2 separate regions of the Homo sapiens genome follow, and region 1 is linked to region 2. A link is a loop called in an ENCODE intact Hi-C map of the cell type or tissue named here. Cell type or tissue: HepG2. All regions are shown on one strand.

Evidence for each region. Hi-C counts contacts between places; a loop is a spot of excess contacts. Peaks named below come from ENCODE experiments on the same cell type or tissue, not always from the same donor. Only the 100,000 strongest peaks of a DNase experiment are listed, where the experiment ranks them.
Region 1: it touches region 2 in a loop (2.7-fold over the local background); 1 of 110 quality-filtered maps calls a loop at or near these places.

The regions. Positions count from the first base shown.
Region 1 is chr9:130,599,419-130,603,418 of GRCh38, forward strand. All of the region lies in intron 2 of FUBP3 (far upstream element binding protein 3), which reads left to right. Among named protein-coding and RNA genes, the nearest start is that of FUBP3, 22 kb to the left of the region's middle. In HepG2, no CTCF peak of the experiment used is centred here; a DNase peak (open chromatin) is centred at 1,913.
Region 2 is chr9:130,449,120-130,453,119 of GRCh38, forward strand. It overlaps ASS1 (argininosuccinate synthase 1), which reads left to right. Exons shown (of 15, transcript NM_054012.4): 2 at 3,105-3,214. The coding sequence starts at 3,110. It overlaps LOC124902349 (small nucleolar RNA U13), which reads left to right and starts at 737; the gene lies at 737-836. RefSeq lists an enhancer at 2,188-2,889 and a silencer at 2,603-2,897. In HepG2, a CTCF peak has its summit at 2,493; DNase peaks (open chromatin) are centred at 1,532 and 2,752.

The DNA of each region.
Region 1 (4,000 bases), 150 kb after region 2:
CTAGGCAGTGGAACAAGGGAAAGGATTTGTTCCTGATATAGAAAGGGATTTGGGTTAGTTGTGTTTCAGAGAGTGGCAGTTTTGAGCCACTTGTCAGAACGCTGTTCATGAGTCTGCTTAGAACCCAGAGCAGAATTTAGAGCTCAGTTTGAAAGCTTGCCTGAATGCCTGTCCGTGGGAAGAGCAGTCACCAGTCACTCCACCGCCCTCCAGCTTTGGATCAGGCCATTTTAACCTTCACTGTCTTCAATCTTGATACCCACATGTTCCAGCAGTCTTTGATATGCATCCTTGGCACCCCACCAGTTCAGGAATCTGCCTTCTGGTCTCAGTTGTGGCACCTTTTTCATCCAGTACTTCTCTCATGTTTCAACTGGAGCCTCTCCCTGCAGTCAGTCCAACCAGTTTCATTCCTCCAGTAACCAGGGAGGTGCAGATCTTGCAACCTGGCCATTGCCTGCCCTCCCGCTTGGCTCCTCCCGTGCACCTCCTGTGCTCCTCCTGTGTAGCAGCCTGGCTGCCTGTCTCCTCTCTCCCCTCACCCAGCTCTTAACCTGCCCAACTCCTGCTCAGCCAACTTCTTCCTAGAAACCTGTCCTCTTCCTTATCTTTTGACTTTCTTCGGGGCTCAGCCCACATGCCACCTAGCCTCTTGGTCTTCTCTCTACCTTTTCCTTCCTTCCTCCCTCCCTCCCTCCCTCCCTCCCTCTTTCCCCCTCTTTTCCCTTTTTCACACACCCACCTGACCAGTGAATATTAAGTCATATCCTTCTCTGAATTTCTAAAGCAGTGTATTTGCCCTCTGCTCAGGGCAGACCTTCCTTCCGCGGTTACTGGGTCCCGCTGTGCACCTCTCCTAGCAGAGCCTACGTGATGTGGCCATAAAGACTGGCTTCATTTCCCATGGACTCTTCATGCTCAAGTTCTCCCATGTTTTTCATGCTCAAGTTCTCCCGTGTTTCCTACGATTTGCATTTTTAAATTTTGGGAAAAGTAAGTTCCAAATTTAAGACAATAGTATTAGCTAAGTGATTTAGAAGTGCGAATTTAAATGTAATCTAAATTAGAGGTTGGCAAGCTTTTCTTTCTTTTTTTTAAAGACAGGGTCTCACTCTTGCTGAGGCTGGAGTGCAGTGGGGCAGTCATGGTTCACTGCAGCCTCTATCCCCCAGGCTCAGGTGATCCTCCCACCTCAGCCTCCTGGGTAGCTGGGACTGCACTGCACCTGGCAACAAGCTTTTTTATAAAGGACCTGATAGTAAGCATTTTAGGGGCCAGGCATGGTGGCTTATGCCTATAATCCCAGCACTTTGGGAGGCCGAGGTGGGAGGATTGCTTGCGTCCAGGAGTTTGAGACCAGCCTGGGCAATATAGCAAGACCCCATCTCTACAAAAAAATGAAAGAAGATTAGCTGGGTGTGGTGGTGCATGCCTGCAGCCCCAGCTACTCAGGAGGCTGAGGTGGGAGGATTGCCTGAGCCTGGGAGGTCAAGACCACAGTAAGCAGTGATCGCACCACTGCACTCCGCTTGGGTGACATAGTGATCTCAGAACAAACAAAAATAAATTTAAGCTTGCAGGCTATGTATCCCACCTACTAAGCTACGCTATTGGAGTTCAAAAACAGCTGTAGCATCTACATAAACAAAGAGCATGGCTGTGAGCCAATAAGATATTTCACCGAAACAGGCAGCTGGCCCTCAAGCTTAATTTGCCAGCCCTCAACTAAAATCAGCCTCATCAGTTGATGAAAACATTTTCTTCATCTTTAGTTAGGGAAGTATATAGAGAGTACCCCTCCCCCAGTTTCTTTAAACAAGTCTCCCGTCTCATGGTTCACTGTCCAACTGCCCTAACCACCTGAAACAAGTGCTTTCTCATGTTTGCCCAGAGCTGATGGACAGACAGAGAAGTCACTTCCCATTTGTCCCTCTGTATCTCTCCTGATCAAAGATCAAAGCCTTTCCAGTTTTCTTCCTCAGGAGCATTTTTAGGAGCTTTTTTAGTTGAACTAAGCAGGCCTCATACTCCCCCTGCATTCTGTGTAGTGGGTGGCACCAAAACCAGGACTTCAGGAGAGTACAGCACTGTCCTCACCACTGGGGTGGCGGGGGTAAGGCCATGCAAGGGGCTTTGAAACTATGCCTGCCTCTTCACTCAAAGACTCGTCTTTGCTATTTATGTAGCACCTTTTTTTTTGTCCTTTTTATTCTTTTTACTTCATGACCTGCTGAAGAACAGCACCTTTTATAGTACCACACTTTCTACTTTTGATAATACAGTTGTTCCCCATTTATTCATGACTTCGTTTTCCACGGTTTCAGTTACCCACGGTCAACCACTGCCGAAATTATTAAATGGAAATTTTAGAAATAATTCCTAATTTTTTTTTTTTTTTTTTGAGATGGAGTCTTGCTCTGTCACCCAGGCTGGAGTGTAGTGGTGCGATCTTGGCTCACTGCAACCTCTGCCTCCCAGGTTCAAGTGATTCTCCTGCCTCAGCCTCCCAATTAGCTGGGATTACAGGCGTGCGCCACCACAACTAGCTAATTTTTGTATTTTTAGTAGAGATGGGGTTTCACCATGTTGGCCAGGCTGGTCTTGAACTCCTGACCTCGTGATCCACCTGCCTCGGCCTCCCAGAGGGCTGGGATTACAGGCGTGAGCCACCGCACCCAGCCAATTCCTAATTTTTAAATTGTACACCATTCTGAGTAGCATGTGTATCCACACTGTATACACTACCCACTCACCAATGTATAGGAAAAAATGTAGCGTATACAGGGTTCGGTACTCTCCATGGCTTCAGCCACCTACCAGGGGTCTTGGAACATATCCCTCATGGATGAGGGGGAACTGCTGTATTCTTACGGGGTAAAGGACGAATTCTTGGGCGTTCTGTCAAATGAATTATTTGCAGGAAGAGTGAAATAGACTATTTCTGTGATCCTTTCCAAGCTTTGTTTCAGTACTTGTGGCATAGGGCAAGGACAGAAAAGGAAGACAGGAGGGAGGAAAAGACGTTTGAAAATCCCAGACCTCAAGGAGAGACAGGAGATAGGAGGTACAAGTGCTAGCGGTGGTGAGAGCCATGATGCCCGGACCCCTGCCTGTGACCTGCACCCCAGGCAGGTGCTGAGGCCACCAGTCTCCACTCTGGAAAGAGGGAAGTGAATCTCAGAAGTGTTGATACTTTCCCTGAATGGGGGATGATGACAGATATTGGAGGGATGAAAAGCCAAGACCAAAACCTAGTTCCTGAGAGTAGGAGGGGTTAGGAGGAAGGTTTGCCTTTTGTGAAGAGGGAAGAGGTAAAGTGAGGCTGGGATGTGGTTGGGCAGTCATCATCAAGGGCAGATGAAGGCTTTCCAGGGGCGGTGGACATGGGCAGGCTTCCCAGGTTCCTTTTTCAGCTCCTTACCTCCTGTCTGCCCTCTTCCCTAAAATGGGCCTTTCTGAGAGTCACGTCTGCCCCTGAAGGTTATGCCCTTCCTGCCACGCCCCTTCTCCCGTTCCCCACTTTTGGTGTACAGTGGGCGGTCACCTGGGGTGGAAAAATCCCCAAGCAGTGGGGCCAGGCAAGAATTCTGAATGGAGAATCCCAAGGTAACAAAGGGTAGAGCCTTGGTAAGAAACAGTGAAGGGAGGCTGGGCATGGTAGCTCACGCCTGTAATCCCAGCACTTTGGGAGGCTGAAGCGGGAGGATCACCTGAGGTCAAGAGTTCAAGACCAGCCTGGCCAACATGGTAAAACCCAGTCTCTACTAAAAATACAAAAATTAGCTGGATGTGGTGGCGTGCACCTGTAGTCCCAGCTCTTCGGGAGGCTGAGGTGGGAGAATGGCCTGAACCCGGGAGGCAGAGGTTGCAGTGAGCTGAAACCGTGTCACTGCACTCCAGCCTGGGCGACAGAGCAAGACTCTGTCTCCAAAAAAAAAAAAAAAAAAAAACAAATAGTGAAGGGGACAGGGTCTGATTTTATCCAGTTGACAACTCCTGG
Region 2 (4,000 bases):
CAGGAGTTCGAGTCCAGCCTGGGCAATGTAGTGAAACCCCATCTCTACAAAAAATACAAAAATTAGGCAGGTGTGGTGGCATGTGCCTGTAGTCCCAGCTACTTGGGGGTGGTGGCACTGAGCTGGGATGGGAGGATCCCTTGAGCCCAAGAGGTGGAGGCTGTGGTGAGCTGAGATTGCATCACTGCACTCCAGCCTAGGTGACAGAATGAGACCCTGTCTGAAAAAAAAAAAAAAAAAAAAAGGATACAGCTCTGATGGGCAGGAGGCATGGCGGGTCACTGAGGCGATGCAGGTGATCCAGCTGTTTCTGTGGAGCTGCCCCTCCGTGTTTCTGTGGAGCTGCCTCTCTTGGCTCCAGGTGCCTCTGGGAGGAGGCAGGAGCAGGGGTGACTCTCAGAGCTGGGTGAATCTTGGGCCAGCATCATCAGATCACACTTGCCCAGGACTTCCCTTCCTTGAGTCTCCAGTGGTGGTCTTGTACCTATGAGCAGGGGGTTAAGGAGCCGAGCTGATCTGAGTTGGAGTCCTGGCTCTGCTGCCTACCAGTCAAACGAGATGCAGGGCAAGTTCCTCAGCCCAAGCCTCAGTTTTCCTGACTCTAAAATGAAGAGAACCCCAGATGGAAGGGCTTAGCCTAAGACGGACATGTCTATTCCCTTGATTGTGGTGTTGATGTCACGGGCGCATCCGCACGCCGAAACTTGCTAAATTGGACACAAAAAAATATGCGATTATTTTTGTAGTTGATGAATGTGCTGATTGGGTATTCTCGTGTGTGTGTGAGGTGCCACCCTCAAACTTTGTTATGATGTTGGCACATTACCCATCTGATATTTAAAAAATGCAATTTATGATATGTCAAGTAGACCTCAATAGAGCTGTTTTAAAACATACAACAGAATTTCCCGCAACCCAACCACACCACCCGCGCCATCACACGCAAACAGGGGTAGGCTTCCACATATTTCCTGAATGCCTTCTGGAGCAGGGGGCAGGAGGCAGGAGGCAGGACAGGTGGCTCTGGGGCTCCTGGACCTCCTCTGCTCAGTGAGGCTGCTCACAGGAGATTGGGCGGCTGGAAAGTAAGGTTTAGGGCCTCTGGGATGGCCCAGGCTACCTGCAGGCAGCTGAGTAGCTCTGCTTTTGCAGAGTGGTTCACTGCACTGTGAAAACAGATTCCAGACGCCGGGAACTCACGCCTCCAATCCCAGGTACTGCCCACCTTAAGTCCTCCCTGCCTGCCTTCCTCCCTCCTTCCCTCCATCCTGCATGGCCAATTGCCTGGCTGCAGTTGCCATGGATACCACCTGCTGGCTCCAGGGTTAGGGCTGGCTGAGTCACCAGCAACTCAGGGGCAGGGGGTTGAATGCCCAGTAGGGACGTTGTGGGCACCGACCAGAACCATCTTCTCTGCCCCAGCTGCATGGTCCATGAGGTGTTTCCCCTTCTAAGTCCAAAGGGCAGCACAGGCCTGTGAGCCCCGGCTGACTGGCAGGTGGGACCGTGCAGCATGCACGGGACTGAATTCTCATGTGACGGAGCTCCAAAGTCCACCTGGCTACACGGCCAGGCTCTGCAGCAGAGGACGGGAGGCCTGGGAAAGGCACTTCCTCTCCCCGAGCTTCCAGGCACACAGAGAGTGCTCAGGATAGCGATGCCTGCATCACTGCAATGGTGATGGCCGGGTGACCCTTCTGGGCTCCACTTCCCCAGTAGTGTCTAATAAAGACCCTGGGTGACTCTGACCTTGTGACGTTGGTCAGACTCCAGTGGAAACGTTCCCAGGCAGAACAAACATGCCCTGTACATTTGGGAAATGCGGGATGCTGGGGCCAGGTGTCCACGGAGGCTGGAACCAGGAGGCCTGGGCCCACATCTGCCCCTGCTGCTTGTTGATCCGATGACCCTGGGCAGGTGACCTCGTCTCCCTAACCCTGGTTTCCTGTTCAGCAAATTGGACACAGTGAAGACGCCCAAGCCCAGGGCCACAGGAGGCATGTGGGGGAGGGGGGTGCAGGGCGAGCCCAAGGGCAGCCCAGGATTCAGGGAGAGCCCTCGGGGAAGAAGCATGGCTGCAAAGATCAGGAGACAGGAGGCCTTGGCGCCTTCGGGAGGCTTCATTGTGACGGAGGGTGGGGCAGGATGGGAGACCGCAGGCACTTCCCGGCTGCAGAGGGCCTGGCTGCAGAGAGCCCTCGTGCCCATCTGTCCCCCCGGGAAGGGCCGCTGGTTGCAGAGGTCTTAGGCCTCTGCCTGTCTATCGCCTTCCCTCCCTGGGCCTCAGTTTCTCTACCTCCACACTGGGGGAAGTTGGTCTCTGAGCCCCTCCAAACTGGGCATTGGCAGAGTTGAATTCAGAGGCGCTCACATTTGGAGACACGATGTCTAAAATTCCAGCCAGTGAAGGTTCCATGGGGTTGCAGGTAGGAGAGGGACTGGGGCTGGGCCCCTGCCCCACAGCATCCTTCTCCACCTGCAGGTGGGCGGCGGCACTGCGTGCTGGGGAAGCACAGATTCTTGTGCCCTCTGTGACCTTGAGCCTGCCACTGACCTCTCTGAGCCCTGCTGGCTGCCTCCCCAATAGGAATGACAACTCCTACTTCATGAGGTTGTAGTGGGGGCTCAGGGGCACAGGGAGATCCCGCTGAGGCTCCCAGGGCCCTGCCTGGTGCTTGGCAAGGAGCAGTTCTGATGGGGGATGTGTCAGCTGCCAGAGGCTCAGAGCCAAGGCCCCTCCCACATCTCCTGCCTGCGTGCATTCCTCACATCCTGGCCTTGGGCCAAACTGCTCAGCCTCAGCCGCCTTCCCTCGATGCTGGAGGATCAGGTCCAAGAGATGCCTCTCCCCGACCAGCCTAGGACTGCAGTCAGCATTCCCAGGCCCCAGTGTGGTCTGTGGGGCTGTGTGCAGAGTGTGCGAGGTCAGGGTTCCCGGGGGTGGCAGGCACTGAAGGTGAACATCCTGTTCCCGACCTTCAGTGGCAGCTTGCCCAGGAGACAAGGCTGTCCAAGGCCAAGGTCGGGGCTGGGCTGTCTGCAGGGGCTGGCGGGGGGCACTGGCTGTCTCAGGGTCACTCAGGTTGTTCCTCGACTCCCGCCAGACGCTATGTCCAGCAAAGGCTCCGTGGTTCTGGCCTACAGTGGCGGCCTGGACACCTCGTGCATCCTCGTGTGGCTGAAGGAACAAGGCTATGACGTCATTGCCTATCTGGTGAGGGAGCGACCTGGGTGTCTGTCTTCCTGCGTGTCCTGCAACCTGTCCTGTCTGCCCCCTGCCAGCCTCTGTCTGGGTTGTCAGCCTGTCTGCTCACCGTCACTCATTCAAGCCTGGCCTCTTCTCTCGAAGCCTGTCTTGAACTGGAACTAGGAAAATAGCTTCTCGTTGTACTGCCTCACTTTCTCCATCTGCAAATTGGCCATCCTTGAGATGCCTTCCAGAGCCAGGTGATGGAGGCGCGGGGAGGGCACAGAAGTGAACTTGGCAGTGCTGCTGGCTTAGCCTGCTTGCAGAGAGGCATGGGCTGGGACCTGCTGCCAGCCCTGGGAAGGCACACAGTCTTCCCATCTCCAGAGTATGCTGTCAGCCTGCAGTAATTCAGCAAAGATTGTGGAATCCTGAGCTGGAAGGACCCTGGGGGATCACCTGGTTCTGGGATGGGAAATAGGTCACAGGTGATGGGTTATGTGTGAAGCCACTTCCTCATCCAGGGCCCATAGGAGTCATCCCTCTCAAACTAGCTCCTCTTCGACTGAACCTGGCCACAGCTCTGAGTCCTTCTCTGTGTGGCTGTGCTGTTCAGGACTCTTAGGTGCAAATTTTAGAAACTGAACTCAAACCAACTTACGCAAAAAGGAAAGGGAAAAGACAATTCTTGGCTCACACAACTGAGAACTCCAGGGGTAGGATGGCTTCAGGCAGGGCTGGATCCAGGTGCTTCTAAGATCTATCTCCAACTCTACTTGGCTTCATTCTTGGCCTCTCCACAGGGCAGGCAAG